2 separate regions of the Homo sapiens genome follow, and region 2 is linked to region 1. Evidence: chromatin loops called from intact Hi-C (ENCODE). Cell type or tissue: gastrocnemius medialis. All regions are shown on one strand. Each heading gives the region's core, and the rest is flanking DNA. Links, peaks and the distances in the headings are about the cores only. Region 1 overlaps NEDD4 (NEDD4 E3 ubiquitin protein ligase). Region 2 overlaps NEDD4 (NEDD4 E3 ubiquitin protein ligase).

Evidence for each region. A loop is a pair of places that touch in the nucleus more often than their neighbours do. Peaks named below come from ENCODE experiments on the same cell type or tissue, not always from the same donor. Only the 100,000 strongest peaks of a DNase experiment are listed, where the experiment ranks them.
Region 2: it touches region 1 in a loop (9-fold over the local background); 4 of 110 quality-filtered maps call a loop at or near these places.

Annotation. Positions count from the first base shown.
Region 1 is chr15:55,914,545-55,922,893 of GRCh38, reverse strand. All of the region lies in intron 5 of NEDD4 (NEDD4 E3 ubiquitin protein ligase), which reads left to right. Among named protein-coding and RNA genes, the nearest start is that of NEDD4, 75 kb to the left of the region's middle. In gastrocnemius medialis, for the core only: a CTCF peak has its summit at 4,875 (motif pointing right); DNase peaks (open chromatin) are centred at 4,873 and 5,773; H3K4me3 peaks cover 3,324 bases; H3K27ac peaks cover 4,467 bases.
Region 2 is chr15:55,859,347-55,867,695 of GRCh38, reverse strand. It overlaps NEDD4 (NEDD4 E3 ubiquitin protein ligase), which reads left to right. Exons shown (of 29, transcript NM_006154.4): 9 at 4,617-4,783; 10 at 6,918-7,035; 11 at 7,122-7,289. Among named protein-coding and RNA genes, the nearest start is that of PRTG, 120 kb to the right of the region's middle. In gastrocnemius medialis, for the core only: no CTCF peak of the experiment used is centred there; no DNase peak of the experiment used is centred there; H3K4me3 peaks cover 615 bases; H3K27ac peaks cover 2,414 bases.

The DNA of each region.
Region 1 (8,349 bases), core at 259-8,258:
CCACATAATATAAATATTTTAAATAATAAGACAAATATGTATACACGTTACTCAGCTTAAGAACTAGAACATTACCAAAATCTTTGAAACCCTCCCTAGATCCCTCCTTAGTAGCATCTTCTTTTCTTCCTCCACAAGTACTAGCCACTGTCCTCAATTTTGTTTTTATCATTCTTTGCTTTTTAAAATACTTTTATCACATGTATATATATCCCCAAAAAACACATTGTTGGCCGGGCATGGTTGCTTATGCCTGTAATCCCAGCACTTTGGGAGGCCGAGTTAGGTGGATCACCTGAGGTCAGGAGTTCAAGACCAGGCTGGCCAACGTGGTGAAACTCTGTCTGTAATAAAAATACAAAAATTAGTTAGGCGTGATGGTGGGCACCTGTAGTCCCAGCTACTTGGGAGGCTGAGTTGGGAGACTTGCCCGAACCCAGGAGGTGGAGGTTGCAGTGAGCCAAGATAACACCATTGCACTTCAGCCTAGGTGACAAGAGCGAAACTCTGTCTCCAAAAAAGCAAAAACCCACATTGTTTATTTTGCATATTTTTTAATTTGTAAAAATAGTATATCTCTATAGACATTCCTCTGATATGCTTTTTTGCTTAACATTATATTTGTGAGATCTGTGATTACACATTTCAATGATGCATAATTTTCTATATTCTGAAAAATCATAATGCTATAATTTATGTATTTAACCTCCTTAATAGATATTAGTGTTATTTCCAGTATTTTGCTCTTACAAATTGATAAACATTTTTATGTCTCCCTATGTACGTGTCTGAGTCTATCTCTAAGAGATATGTTTTAGAGTTGAATTGCTAGATCATGGTATTACTGTTATTTTTCCTGTTGCCACTGATACCGATGTGAATTTTGCCTGATCATTGAGTGTATTATTGGTGAACTATTTTATTTGCGTTATTTGCATGTTGTCCACAAGGAGGGACAGCTCACATTTGTGCTTTCCACCATGCTTAATTGTCTGGTCCATTTTGCCAGTAACTTTAGTATTTGCGTGACTCTTTCTTAATGGCCAGAATGGCTGTTTGTCAAACACTAATCAGTGAATTAACATTCCTTAAGCATTTACTGTGTATATAATACTATAAAGTGTGTCATGATAGGTTGGAAGAAAAAAGTATTGCCTTTGATATTAACAGTTGGATATTTATAGATGGATAAATATGACAAAATTTTTAAAACTTTTAACCATATGAAAAAACAAATAACACATTAATCAAAATATTGTAACACCTGTAATCCCAGCACTTTGGGAGGCTGAGGCGGGTGGATCAGGAGGTGTTCCTGAGGTTAGGTGAACACCTGATGTCAGGAGTTCGACACCAGCCTGGCCAGCATGGTGAAACTGCGTCTCTACTAAAAATACAAAATTTAGCCAGGCCTGATGGTGCGCACCTGTAGTCCCGGCTACTCTGGAGACTGAGGCATGAGAATTGCTTGAGCCCAGGAGGTGGAGGTTGCAGTGAGCTGAGATCACACCATTGCATTCCAGCCTAGGCAACAGAGTGAGACTCCGTCTCGGCGAAAAAAAAAAAAAGTTATTATAGATCCCCACACTAAGGACTAAGAAATTCTATTATAATCCTGCCTTTCTTTTGGGGTATTAGCTTGTAACCCTAAACAAATTATTCAATCCTTCTAAAAATACCTTCTCACATTTAAAAAATGAGGACAACAATATTTGCCCTGCCTATCTCATAAGCATATTGTGAGGATAAAATGAGACAATGACGATGAAAATACTTGGAAAATTCTTTATCATGATACAAATATAAAATGTCATTTAACATTCGTAGACTTAACGCGTTTGTAGCTCTCTGATATGGTATATCTTGTGTTAGCTAAGATATACCATTTAGTATATCTACTGTGTTAGATGCTCTTCTATGAGTGGGAAATACAGCTTTTCTTGAGAAACTCGGTTTACCAGCAAAACAAAGAGCCAAAGATAATTAGAACATGGTGGTGTGTGTCATTCTAGTCCTCTTGATTTGTTGCTAGTCTTAGCAGGTAAGGGAGGTATAGAGATGACCTGAGATGTTATAGAACCTATAGCCATTGGTGGAGTAACAGACCTGATTGTATAGCAACAAATGACCTGTGTCATTATAAATGTCATTCCGTCTTTATTCTGCTGAGGCACTCACAACTAAATTTAAAATGTACCATTTTCCTAGCAAATTCTCTTGGAAAATGGAGGGTGAAGAACACAAGTATAATATTAAGCAGAAACAACTTTAGTCATCTGGAAAACGTTTGTAATGTAAGTGATATTTGCTTTCAATAAAGAGTAGGCTTATATCACTTTTTTCCAGCCAATTTTAAGACTTGAGTGTTATAAAATATTGTCGTTTCATTATGGTGATGGTGGTGGTAGTGGTGGCAATAATGACAGAACATTTCAGAATGATGTGTCTTAAAAAAACTCTACCCACCAATGCAAAAGTTAGCACTGTGTCACCAGTCTAAGATATACACCTGTACACATTCAGCCACCGGTTTTAGGAGCCACCTATATTCTGGGTGGAGACCCTGTGCTTCTCACGTTTAGCAGTTGTATTAGTGAAGGTTCTCCAGAGAAACAGAAACAATAGATTGTGTATATATTTTATGTATTATTTATTTTTCATATATTTTATATATGAAATTATGTATAATATATGAATATATATATTTCCACACAATATATATATAGTGAAGACTTCAATCTGAAATCTGCAGGGCAGGCCAGGAAGCTGAGAACTTAGGCAGGGATTCTACATTGTAGTCTTGAGGCAGAATTGCTGCTTCTTACACAACCTGTGTTTGCTTTCAAAGCCCTCAGCTGATTGGATGAGACCCACACACATTGTGGAGGGTAATGTGCTCTACTCAGAGTCTACTGATTTAAATGCTAATCATGTCTAAATGTCTTCATAGCAATGTCTATACTGATGTTTGACCAAACAAGTGGGTACCATAACCTATCGAAGTTGATACATACAATTAACCACCGCAGCTGACTTTGGCCTTCAAAGTTCAGTCAATGATTAAGATTACCCAGAGCCTATCCATACCATGTAGATAATCACATTATTTTCCATGTAGATGATCAGTAACCAACAGCTCTGAATGTGAGGTTCTTAGCTTCAATCCTAAGACGTTATCTGTTTCATTCCGGAATATGAAATTCTATGTAGGACTTGCATGGATTCTTTCCAGATGAGGGCTGCCATGTCCCTCCAGTTCTTCTACACTTAAGGTTAGGATTAACACTCCTGTTTTGGTATTTGCTGGACTGAGAGACTACATTTTATAGCAAGTTCCCCGATTTCCCATGTAACTGCTATAATAGCAGTATAGATCCTATGCAATTTCAGACCTCAGCCAGCAATGCAAATTGTTCAGCCTCCCTAGAATTTAAACTCAGACTAGAGTGCTAGGAAGTGCATGTGATTCTCTTACCTTACATTTCCTTGGCTGAAACCCTCTCTGTAAATTTTTCAAACGTCATTCTTTCTTGTCCACCTGCAGTGCTTTTTGATATTTCTTTAAAAGTGGCGGCTGGATCAACTTCAACAACAACAAGAAAAATCCTGAAAGAAAGCATTAGGCATTCAGAGTGACTGTGATGACACCATCCATCTCTCCATCCAGACTTCTATCTGGTGTCTTCTGGTACTTACTTTGAGCCCAGGATGAGCTCAGGAGCATCAGAAGAAATGTGTAGTTATGGCCCATGCTCTCTGGAAAGTTAAAATCTAGTTAGGGGACATGGAACTGATGCTTATAGTGAAGCTTACCAAAGAGAAGACATTTATCTGACCAAATACTTGGAGTTCATTATTTTATATGTTAATAATGAGAGGAGCTTTTCTTATTTCCTGGAAGTTTTAGGCCACAGACATGAACAATTAGATCTCATTGATTAGCCTATTAGAAGGGATTCATTCTTTGAGTTATTAGACCCCACACTTAATCCCAGAAAGAACGCTGAAGTCATTTGAAGGCAGAGTAAAACAGGACTCCTCCTTATTTAAAAGAAAAAGATGTTAAGAGAATATTGACTGAAGTCTGTAAAATCATAAAGGAGGTGGTTTATACAAAAGCAAAAATAACATAATAATTGTATTACTAAGTTTTCAACTATTGTACGCATTCAAAAACAGGGCTGTTTCATTCTAGTCAAATGAAATGCAATGAATTCCCATAATTCTGTTTTGTGTCTTAATTGATTAAAAATCTGTTTAGAAAATTCTGATCAAAAACAGATCTATCTTAAGCAGTTTTTTTTTTTTAACAAAGTATGAGTATATGTTTTACATATTTGCTTTTACTTAGGAAAAAAAACTTACTTAGCAAAATACAACTTGGGTGTAGTAGCATGTGGTATAAACAACGGAACTATTTTACCTTTTACTTTCCTATGAATGAGCCAGTATATATTTATTACTGGAGTTCCAGCTATAAAATTTAGGTGAGGGGTTTAAATATACCCTAGAGTATTATTTAAAAATAAATTTGTTTCTTTCAAATAGAATACCAACCTTGGTCTATGGCATTTGAGAGAGAAATTAAAATATTAAATTTTGATTGCCTAGTAAACTGAAAATAAAGGTTAAATAAATACAAAGCAGAAAAAATATATATACAAAATCACAACCTCTAAAAGGACAAACAGTCCACTGTTCTCTACTGTGGGAGCTTTATCAGCACTGGTGAGTAATTCCACCTCTAGGGTAGGGCTAGCTCTCAAAAATGTAAACAAGTATGTACTTCGTTTATATAAAGAAATGTGCAGCTTGGTTTGTATTTCTTTATAGATATCAAACAGCTAAATGGATTGTTTCAAAGTACCAGCAGGGGCCAGCAAAGAGCTCTTAGAGTTTTTCAGAACAGAATTGGCATTGAGACATGTTTATTTGATGTGCTAAATCCTTTTTAGACTTCTTTACTTACCACAACACTCTCTTAAGTGAATGAATTGCAGAGACAGTGGAATAAAATATCCTGTGTGTTCAAACTATCTTGGGGTATAGTTTTTTTTTTCTAATCTGCATATATTTTTATTGGAATGTTTGCTTAGGCTATTTCTTGGCAGTTTTAATAGTCAAAATATAAATGGCATCATTTAAAGACTGTTCTACTTGGCTGGAAAAGGCCTTAAAATTACAGGAGAAAATGCTTAGTGACAGCTTCTCTTAAACTTTTTTTCTTGAACCTATGCTTCAGTTTTGCAATGGTATTACTAGGTTAATTTTGTAGTTCTGTCCTTAAGCTTTCACTTTTTATGTAACTAGCACTTTGGAAGCTAAAATATGTATCTATTTGATGTAGTGCTAAAGTTTTAATTCATTGTAAAGTTTTGGTATTTCCAAATTTACCTAACTGTTTGAATTCACACATTAAAAAAAAAAAATTAACAGTCCCTATATTAACTAACTTGACTAGATTCCTAGTATGGCTACTATTTGGAAATTCAATCTTTGATTTGATGCTTAATTACATGGGGTTTTGTTCCTACCAACTTCCTGTAATTCTATACCTATGGGTAAAAATATTAGTGGGCAAAGTCGGCTGGAGAAAGTATAGGCACTGTGATTCACATAGTTAAATGTTCATTTAGTAGAGCTGGGGTGAAAAAATACTGTTTCAACTTGAAATGTTAGAAGATTGTTGTTCTTGTGTTACTCATTCATGCAAATTGGAGAAGGTATAATTGAAACAAGGTTGGCTGTGTTTGAGTCAGTGTGCTGCAGCTGAGCTCAGCTTAAAGGTCGCTGGAAATCAAGTGCTTTGTAAGTGAAGGCATTTTGACTACAAGCGATTCAAGACATTTTGGAAACGTCAGTCTCTGGAATGGGTCGTCTTTTTCTTTCTATGATATCTGGTATCTAATGTTTTACTTAGGATAAAGACTACTACTTAATAGCTCTTTTAGGCACCACAAATGATTTTTTCTTTTGATGCAGTGCAGCTGCTTCTAGCCTGTCTACGGACAGAGATCTTTGTTATGACTTTCAGCCCTTAACATGTTTGGAAATGAGAACAAATGGCACAAAGCTTACGATTGCACTTTGCAGCCAGAAGAAGCAATACTTACCCTTTGTCAGAAACCTCCGGAGATGACTTGGATAGCCATGTTCACATGTGCTTCAAAAGACCAACACGGATTTCAACGTCTAACGTTGTTCAAATGAAGCTGACTCCCAGACAGACTGCACTAGCTCCGTTAATAAAGGAAAACGTTCAGTCTCAAGAAAGATCATCTGTTCCCTCATCTGAAAATGTTAATAAAAAGAGCAGCTGTCTACAGATTTCACTACAGCCAACAAGGTACAGTGGATATCTTCAGTCTAGCAATGTCTTAGCTGATAGTGATGATGCTTCGTTTACTTGTATCTTGAAGGATGGTATTTACAGTAGTGCTGTGGTCGATAATGAATTGAATGCTGTGAATGATGGTCACCTTGTAAGCAGTCCAGCCATTTGTAGTGGTAGCCTTAGTAACTTTTCAACCAGTGATAATGGGTCTTACAGCAGCAACGGTAGTGATTTTGGGTCATGTGCAAGTATCACAAGTGGAGGTTCATATACTAACAGTGTCATCAGTGACAGTAGTAGTTATACTTTTCCACCAAGTGATGATACTTTTTTGGGTGGAAACTTACCTTCTGACAGCACCTCCAATAGAAGTGTGCCAAACAGGAATACTACTCCTTGTGAAATTTTTTCAAGAAGTACAAGTACAGATCCTTTTGTCCAGGATGACTTGGAACATGGATTAGAGATTATGAAATTGCCAGTGAGCAGGAACACAAAAATTCCACTAAAACGTTACTCCTCCTTAGTCATTTTTCCTAGGAGTCCTTCAACTACCCGACCGACTTCTCCAACAAGTCTGTGTACTCTTCTGAGCAAAGGATCCTATCAAACTTCACACCAGTTTATTATTTCTCCTAGTGAAATTGCACATAATGAGGATGGCACTAGTGCTAAAGGATTTCTTTCAACAGCTGTCAATGGACTTCGGTTATCTAAAACAATTTGTACCCCCGGAGAAGTAAGAGACATACGGCCGCTTCACAGGAAGGGCTCGTTACAGAAGAAAATTGTTCTTTCGAATAATACTCCCAGACAGACTGTCTGTGAAAAGTCATCTGAAGGATATTCTTGTGTTTCAGTGCATTTCACCCAACGAAAAGCAGCTACATTAGACTGTGAAACAACAAATGGTGATTGTAAACCAGAAATGTCAGAAATTAAGCTTAATTCTGATTCAGAGTATATTAAGCTCATGCATAGGACATCTGCATGTTTGCCATCCTCCCAAAATGTAGATTGTCAAATAAATATCAATGGAGAATTGGAAAGACCACATTCACAGATGAACAAAAACCATGGTATTTTACGAAGAAGTATTTCATTGGGAGGAGCTTATCCAAATATTTCCTGTCTATCCAGCCTTAAGCACAATTGTTCTAAAGGGGGACCATCTCAGTTACTCATAAAGTTTGCATCTGGAAATGAAGGTAAAGTGGATAATTTATCAAGAGACAGCAACAGAGATTGCACAAATGAACTGTCTAATTCTTGCAAGGTAAGTTTCCTTTGGTCTTGGTAAATGTTAATTTATATGAGAATAACTTAATGAAATATTTGGAGAACATTTATTGTAACCAAGCAGTTTTACATATTTTCCTGGTCCTTAGCTAGCAGTATTTTGTAGTCATAAATTTTATATTTGTAAATCTGAAGAACTCTATGTATAGTTTTTTACTCTATTTGTTATTTTACCAGTGTACAAAATGTATATTTTTAAAAATCTTCCTAAGTGATTTAAGCTATAAAACTTTTCTACAACATAAAAAACTTTCTACAACAAAACAAACTTTGAATAACAGTCTATTTCATAACATTTTATCTTGGCATATTTTTCCTTTAAATGATATAGTATTCTTTTGTGTAGCTCAATACTTTATTCCTATTTTCAAATGATCATTTTGTTTTCTCCTCTTCTTAATCATTATGAAATAGAGTAAAATTTAGAATGCTTATTTAAAATATTAAACAAAAACCCATATCAAAGTGTAAAGATCTTTTTATAAATTATCATAGAGAAACTATATCTCAAATACATGTGTTTATAAGATCATTCATAAAAACTATTATGCTGCATGTTTAAAGCAGAGGAAAAATAAATGGCATTTGTATTTGTATATACCCTTAACCACAGGAATTTTGTTTCCACCCTATTTTTCTTTAGCCACGAGTTAATACTGCCCTCTAAAATGTAACTCACTCTTTCAACAATATTGAATTCTAAGTTTTAATATTTT
Region 2 (8,349 bases), core at 41-8,040, 55 kb after region 1:
TTGATTAACTTTTTGTTAGGTATTTTTCTCTGATTTTCGTATAATTGTTTTTAAAGTTTTCAAGTATTCATTCAGTAGAAGTTTCTCTACCTGGCTTTTTGGTGTACCAGAGTATCTCGAATAATGGAATTCTGTTTGAAATGAAGGATATCTGCTGTAAAGAAAGAAAATTATTTATTTAGTAACTTGAAAAAATTTAACAGCATTTCATTATTTAGTAACCTGCTCCAAGTTTTGCCCACATGCACGCATCATAGGACCCTATTCACAGTTGAGTTTCTGTGGAGAGAACTGCTTCACTTCATTTTGCGGTCTCATGTCTCAGTGTTTGAATTCCCTCAGAATGCACCTTATAATTTCAGGAGATGTAAGCTTGTAGGAGTTTATTTATGAAAGGCCCTAGGAATTCAAACACATGAATCTGTGCTTATTTACCTTCTGTGTAGCTAATGACTAGAGGAGTCTTGCCTAGTCCTTTGACAGCTAGTTTGTGACTGTATATATAAAATTCTACTATTTAAGGAAAACAATTGTAATTTTGAAATGAAGCTCACTCTTAGGTAGTTTGTATTCTGTAGTAAAGTATGGCTATAATAGATAATTATGTAACATTTGATTTTTGTACCATTTGCAACTTTAGGGTTAGTTGTATGTATTTTACAAAATTAACATAAAATGTTGGTTGTACCTCTGAATGCTTTCTTTCTGACCCTCTTTGACTTGATTAAATTGTGAGCAATTACATATTGGCTTTGCGGTTAGAAATTAAATAAGGTTCATTGATACTTAGAAAGTTATTTTATAAAGAATAGCAGCTGATACATATTTAATAGGAAGGCCTTCTATCCAAAAAATTGACTGTATAGAGGCATTGTATCCAGTCTTTCTAAGCCGTGTTTGATTGTACAACTCTACTTCCACAAATTTGAGACAGGTCTTTTTTAAGCCCTTAATTAAATTAATTTTTGTTCTTTCTCTTCCTGAATTTACTCAGATAATATAAATACATTAAGCAGACATTTAAGAGAGAAATCTCTAAGAAGCTTTAAAAGAAATATTCTTTTGCTACCATTTTTCTAGCACTATTTTTATAATCCTTTACAGCAGTAGTGAGAACTATTTTATTAATAAATTGTATTAATCTTAAAGGAAAAGTAATCAATGGTTATATTCAACCAAAAAATGTTAAATTTATATTTTCTCAAAAGAGTAAAATATAAAAACTTAACGTGTTTTGGGATTGAAACCAGAAACATACAGTCTGATTCAATATATGCAAGACTAAATTTTAGGTATGCTAGATCCTGTATTATCATAATTTAAGAGAAAGGAAAAGAAAGAAAGAAGGAAGATCAACATGGATGGGCAGACAAAGTAAGAGGATATAAGGAAAGAAGAGAATGAAATTTGGGCAATAAAAAGAAAAAATAGAGAGAACAATTCTTATAAAAGAGGTAAAAATTTAAAAAAAAAAAGAAGAAAGGTTGGGCACAGTGGCTCACGCTGGTAATCCCAGCACTTTGGGAGACCAAGGCAGGAGGATTGCTTGAGCCCAGGAGTTTGAGACCAGCCTGGGCAACATAACGAGACCCCATCTCTACAAAAAAATTAAAAATTAGCTTGGGATGGTAGTACACACCTAAAGCCTGAGGTGGAAGATTGCTTGAGCTCAAGAGGTCAAGGCTGCAGTGAGCTGTGATGGCACCACTGCACTCCAACCTGGGTGTCAGAATGAGACCCTGTTGAGAGAGAGAAGAAAGAGAGAAATTCCCCTCCAGACCTTTTCTCCCAAAATAATTTATTCTGTCATCTTCCTACTCCACTACTCGTCACCTTCTATACAGAGCTAGCCAAACTAGATCAGCCTTGCTGCAGAAACCCCTATCCATTTCTCCCTGCTACCAAAAAACATTCCTTTCCTTCCCAACTCTTTTCCCTGAGGCCTCGTTTTCAGGTCTAGCCTTCCAACGTGGAAGAATTCTCTTCCATCTTGGAAGCCGTCCACTGCCTGTCACACAGCAGTCATTTACTGCTGATCTCCAGGCCTAGAACAGAAGCTCTGTGTATCTAAGGAAATTATTCTGTGTCAGTTATCAAAGCACCAAAAATGTTTGCCACTTTGTCATTTGGTCTTTTTTTTTTTAATGTTATTTAGTAGTTTTGGCCATATACAAATGTGGGTGTTTTGTTATCAAATTTATGGATCTTCTCTTTCATGCCTTCAAGGTTTGGTGTCATACTTAACAGTGTCCCACTTTTAAAATATATTTCTAAAATTTTCAAAAGTTTGTTACTACTACTTTTTGGTTTCACTTTTAAACATTTAGATATTATTCAGTCTGTAACTTATCCTGATATAAGGCATGAGGTAGGAATTCAAGTGAAGTTTTTTCCAAATGGGTGCCCATTTTCTAAGTAATCTGCGTATTTTGCCACAGATTTCAAATGTCTTTATCATATTCTAAATTCCTATAAAGTTTTTTTTTTTTTTTTTTTTTGAGACAGAGTCTTGCTCTATCGCCCAGGCTGGTATGCAGTGGTGCGATCTCAGCTCACTGCAACCTCTGCCTCCTGGGCTCAAGCAATTCTCCTGCCCCAGCCTCTCGAGTAGCTGGGATTACAGGCGCCCGCCACCATGCCCGGCTAATTTTTGTATTTTTAGTAGAGATGGGGTTTCACCATGTTGGCCAGGCTGGTCTCAAACTCCTGACCTCAAGTGACCCCCTCACCTCAGCTTCCCAAAGTGCTGAGATTGCAGGCATGAACCACTGTGCCTGGCCGGAATTCCTATAAAGTTGAGTTTCTTTCTGGGCAAATCTATTGAGCTGCCTGTCGATGCATGCACCAGAACCACACAGCTTTAATTGTTGTCATTTATAATGTGTTTTTATCTGGTAGGGTTGATCTTCACTTCTTGCTTTTCTTTTTAAAAATTGTGCTGCTTATTCCTGCTTGTTTATGTTTCTGTTGAACTTGAGAGTTGCCTCGTATCTTTTTTTTTTTTTTTTCTTATGAGACAGAGTTTCACTCTTGTTGTCCAGGCTGGAGTGCAATGGCGTGATTTCGGCTCACCATCACCTCCGCCTCTCGGGTTCAAGTGATTCTCCTGCCTCAGCCTCCCGAATAACTGGGATTTACAGGCATGCGCCACCACACCTGGCTAATTTTGTATTTTTAGTAGAGATGGGGTTTCTCCATGTTGGTCAGGCTGGTCTCAAACTCCCTACTTCAAGTGATCTGCCCGCCTCGGCCTCCCAAAGTGCTGGAATTATAGGCCTGAGCCACCGCACCTGGCCTATTTTTTTTTTTAATCATAATACAGTTTTGTTGGAATCTTGGCAAATTTATAGATTAACTTGGGAAGAATTGACACCTTTGTGAGACTGAGTCTTCCCAGCCAAGAACAGACTATGTCTTTCCCTTATTTAGGTCTTCTTTTGTGTCCTTTTGGGAGCATTTTAAAGTTTTCTTCACCAGTTTATTTCAGTTTCTAATGCTTTCCTAACCAATCAGTATTTAATAGAATCTTTGACCTACTGCCTTTTCTTTTGTGAGGTTTCTCATATAAAAGCATTAACTCTTGCTACTCTTTTCTATCAATTCCTTACTTTAACTGCCCTAAGGCTTTATGTTAATTTTGCCCCTTGTTAATCTCTGAGAAACCAAACTTCTCAGTGCATTTTTTAAAAATCTTTCTTTGGCTGTTTTATGACTTGATAAAATGCCTTGCCTTGGTCCAGAGGAGAAAGAGAGAAATCAGACAAGGGAATGAGAATGACTTTTCCATCACTAGAGAGTTCACTGTAGCAGTTATTTCTAAATCATTTGCCTTCCCCATCTTGCCCCTTTGTATATTTGACCTTTATCAAATGATTTTTTCCATGTGTCAGATAGTTATTGATTTCTACCGTAAGCAAGGTGCTTTCTCTGTAGGAAAGACAATGACCAATAAGAAATAATCCTTGCCCTTCATTCAGTTGATAATTTAGAGAACAGCCTAAGATTACACTAGTAGTTTAAACTATACTTCTCAATTTCTCAGTACTTTCCAACTTTCCGTGGTTGTTTATTTAAACGATTTTTTGTCCTTTTTTTCTATTAGATTTTTTAAAATTTTATTTTTGATTGACAATAATTGTATATATTTATGGAGGACAATGTGATGTTTTGATATATACTTACAATGCAAAATGATTAAATCAGGCTAATTAATCTCATTAAATCACCTCACATACTTTTATTACTTTTTTGTTATGAAAATTTTAAATAGATTTGTTTTAAAGTTCTGTTTTATTGTTGTTTTGAGATGGGATCTGGTTCTGTCACCCAGGAAGAACCTGGTGGAAACTTTACAGGCTTGTGCCTTTAAAGTTTTTTTTGAAAAATTTTTAGACAATTTTAAACAAAATTTAAATGGTTATCATTTTTGCAAAAAGAGTCTTCATTATCATAAAGTATTTACATTATGGTCTTAAAAGTTGAGGATTGTTTATTCTGTCTATGCATAATTTCTAAAACTTGATATAATAAATCTCTTTTTAAATTTCCTTTAGCATATAATTTAGAAAGTTAAAAAAATCATGCGTAAACTTAATTGCTGCCATCCTGTTTTTCAGCCTGGCTGGGTTGTTTTGGACCAACCAGATGCTGCTTGCCATTTGCAGCAACAACAAGAACCTTCTCCTCTACCTCCAGGGTGGGAAGAGAGGCAGGATATCCTTGGAAGGACCTATTATGTAAACCATGAATCTAGAAGAACACAGTGGAAAAGACCAACCCCTCAGTATGTGCTGATGGCTTTCACAATTTTAATCTGGAAACACTTTAACTACGAATTTTCATTTTGAAGTCATGTCTCAGATGGATTCATAACAGTATAGTGATCCATAAACTATAAGAATACTAGGATTTTTATTGCCCAGGACTTTAAAAATCCTAACTCTGCTGTTTCGTTTTTTAAATGACTTGATAATATTCAAAATTACTTGACTCTAGATACTACCCTTTTAATTGCGTCTTAATTTTAATAGGTTTTTAATTTTATGTAGCCACAAATGGTAGATTTTTATTTTTAGGCTGAATTAGAAGTCTTGGAGAATTCTTGTAGTTTGTTATTAAAATGTAATAAAATGTTAATTTCTATAGTACTCTATTTTTAAAATATAAATTATTTGTAAAATATAAAGGACTCAATAATAAGGGTATTACGTTAAACGCGCATTTGACAGTCTGGTCAATGTCCACATAACTTCCAGCACGCACAGATCAAGGACGGAATGACTTTCAACATATTCTAACTTCTGTCTCCTCAGTGATTTTTTTTATTATTAGACTGTATATACATTTATAAAATCTCCCATTATTCATATTTATTCTCAAATCCCCTTCCATTTTTCCTTCCATATAGTCTTATAAAGTCTTCCTTTAGTCTTCTGTTTGAAACATACTCGTAATTTTTTAATGTGTTCATTAGCCTCCTAATTTTTGGCTATGATATTTTGTGCCTGATATATGCCAAGCACTTTTACAGATATTTTCTGTTCTCAAATCCTTCCAAAACAAATCAGCAATTCAAGTACTTCATGGCACAGAAGCTTCAGTCTTCATAGAGTGACGTACAGACTGCAAAGCTGAAGACACTATAAAATTCTGTAGAATTGCGCTGTTGCATACCTCAGTATTATGGCAAGCCTTACATGAGCAAAATCACAGTTCTTTCACTGTGGCTGATGTCATTTTCAGGTAGCCAAAATCATATATTTAGGGGGAAAAAAACTGAAGCATTCCCTTAGAGCCATGTATCAAAATTATGTTTTCTTTAGCTACGGTACAGTAAGAACTGGTCTTCTGACTAGCCTGAGCTCATGTCGCATTAAATAAACAGTAATTTTATTATTAAATATTTGAACAAAATTCTTGATCTGATAGACTGGTTATATTAAATGCAAATAATTAGAATAATATAAATGACTGGGGTAAGGGTGTTCAATCTGATTTTTTTTAATTTTAATTTCTGTGGGTCCCTAGTAGGTATATATGTTTGTGGGGTACATGAGAGGTTTTGATACAGGCATGCAAGGCATAATAATCACATCATGTAAAATGGGGTATCCATCCTCACAAGCCTTTATCCTTTTTGTTACAAACAATCCAATTATAGTCTTCTGGTTGTTTTTAAATGTACAATTAAATTATTATTGACTGTAGTCACCTGTTAAGCTATTAAATACTAGGTCTTATTCATTCTTTCTGTTTTTTTTAATACTCATTAACCGTCCAATCTGATTTATTGTACCTCTCCTAAGCTCAGACAAATCTTTACTATTACCTTTTTCAGGACAGGCCCATGACTGTATATTACGAAAAACAGATACCATTACTAATAGATATGTAATTCCTAAACCATTAAGCTTTTCATTATAAAGTTCTTACACCATCTTTCATTCTGCCCTTCACATTCATGCATGGAGTACTCTACTCCTGGCTTAAGACCAATTCTAGAAAATGTACTATCTGATTCACAAAGATGTATGTATGTGTAACTCTATTACTCTTATAATAACATGGCAAAATAATACAATGAAATAATCTATGAAGCGCTCTGATATTTATTCATTCAACAAATATTTTTGAGTACCTATATGTGTTGGACATTATCCTAGACATAGTGACAAACTAAAATATCAAATCAGACATGTTATACCTTTTCACAAAACCTTAAACTCCGTAAGGTACTCTAAATATACCAGTCTGCCTACCCATGATTGAATCTTTGCATGTTGAAATAGCCTTTGGTCAAAGACAATAAATTTTTTTATTGATGTAATGTAGATTTTTTTCCCAATGATCACAGAATCTTTGACAATCATTTTAACTACTTAAGACATGGATGATGGCTTTTTATACTTCCAATATAGGGACAACCTAACAGATGCTGAGAATGGCAACATTCAACTGCAAGCACAACGTGCATTTACCACCAGGCGGCAGATATCCGAGGAAACAGAAAGTGTTGACAACCGAGAGTCTTCCGAGGTATAAGTAGTTTCCTAGTTCTCCTTGAAAGACACATGCTATAGCAATAAAGTATGTGTGGCTCAAGCTTATTCTGTTCATTTTAGAACTGGGAAATTATAAGAGAAGATGAAGCCACCATGTATAGCAACCAGGCCTTCCCATCACCTCCACCGTCAAGTAACTTGGATGTTCCAACTCATCTTGCAGAAGAATTGAATGCCAGACTCACCATTTTTGGAAATTCAGCCGTGAGCCAGCCAGCATCGAGCTCAGTAAGATGCTCTTAGATTTTGTTACGGCTTCAGTAGTTTATATTATGCATATTATACTATTCAACAACTAACTTTTATGTAAAATTTTGTCTTAAATGCAATAATATGTAATAATACATTAGGGACCTTGGGACTTTACAACATGGTCATTTTTCAAATATCCTCATTAGTAGTATGGACCAGAGTCATGGCATCCAAATTTCCATTATGTCAGTGCCCTCCAGTCAAAAATCACTAGGGACACATTTGTCATTGAACAAGTTGGGTTTATTATTCATTTCAGCAAGGGAGAACACGCACCATTGGTGTTTTGGTAGCAGAATGTTAGAAAAGACTTCAGGGATTTGGGCTCCTGTTAGGTGATTTTGAAGAGGGTTTTAGGAAGCAGGACTTTGCTCTACATGAGATGCTGTTGGGAAGCAGGGATAATTCTATGATTTTGTATCTCAAATCTTATCTGTAGTGAGGCTAAAGCTATGATTAGCAAAGTAGAACAGTCACTCACATTTGCCAGGATGGGGAAATGTTTGGTATTTTGTGGCTTGGACAATGTTCATGTTTTGTCTATATTCAGCCACGATTACAGAGTGGTCTTGATTTTGTCTTGATCTTACCTATGAGTGCCAGGCCAGCTCTTGGATGTTAGGGACTGCTTTTCTCTCTCCCAGTTATGCTGAAGTTGGTTTTTTGTTTGCTTGTTTGTTTGTTTGTTTTGAGACATCTCACTCTGTCACCTAGACTGGAGTGCAGTGGTGCTATCTCGGCTTACTGCAAACTCCGTCTCCAGCTTCAGGCGATTCTCATGCCTCAGCCTCCTGAATAGCTGAGATTACAGGCGCACACCACCACGCCCAGCTAATTTTTGTATTTTTAGTAGAGATGGAGGAGTTTCACCCTGTTGGCCAGGCTAGTCTTGAACTCCTGGCCTCAAGTGATCCACCTGCCTCAGACTCCCAAAGTGCTGGGATTACAGGCATGAGCCACTGCTTCTGGCCTGAAGTTTTAACATTATATCACAGATGTCACCAACAGGTATATATGAATAAGAACTGATATACTT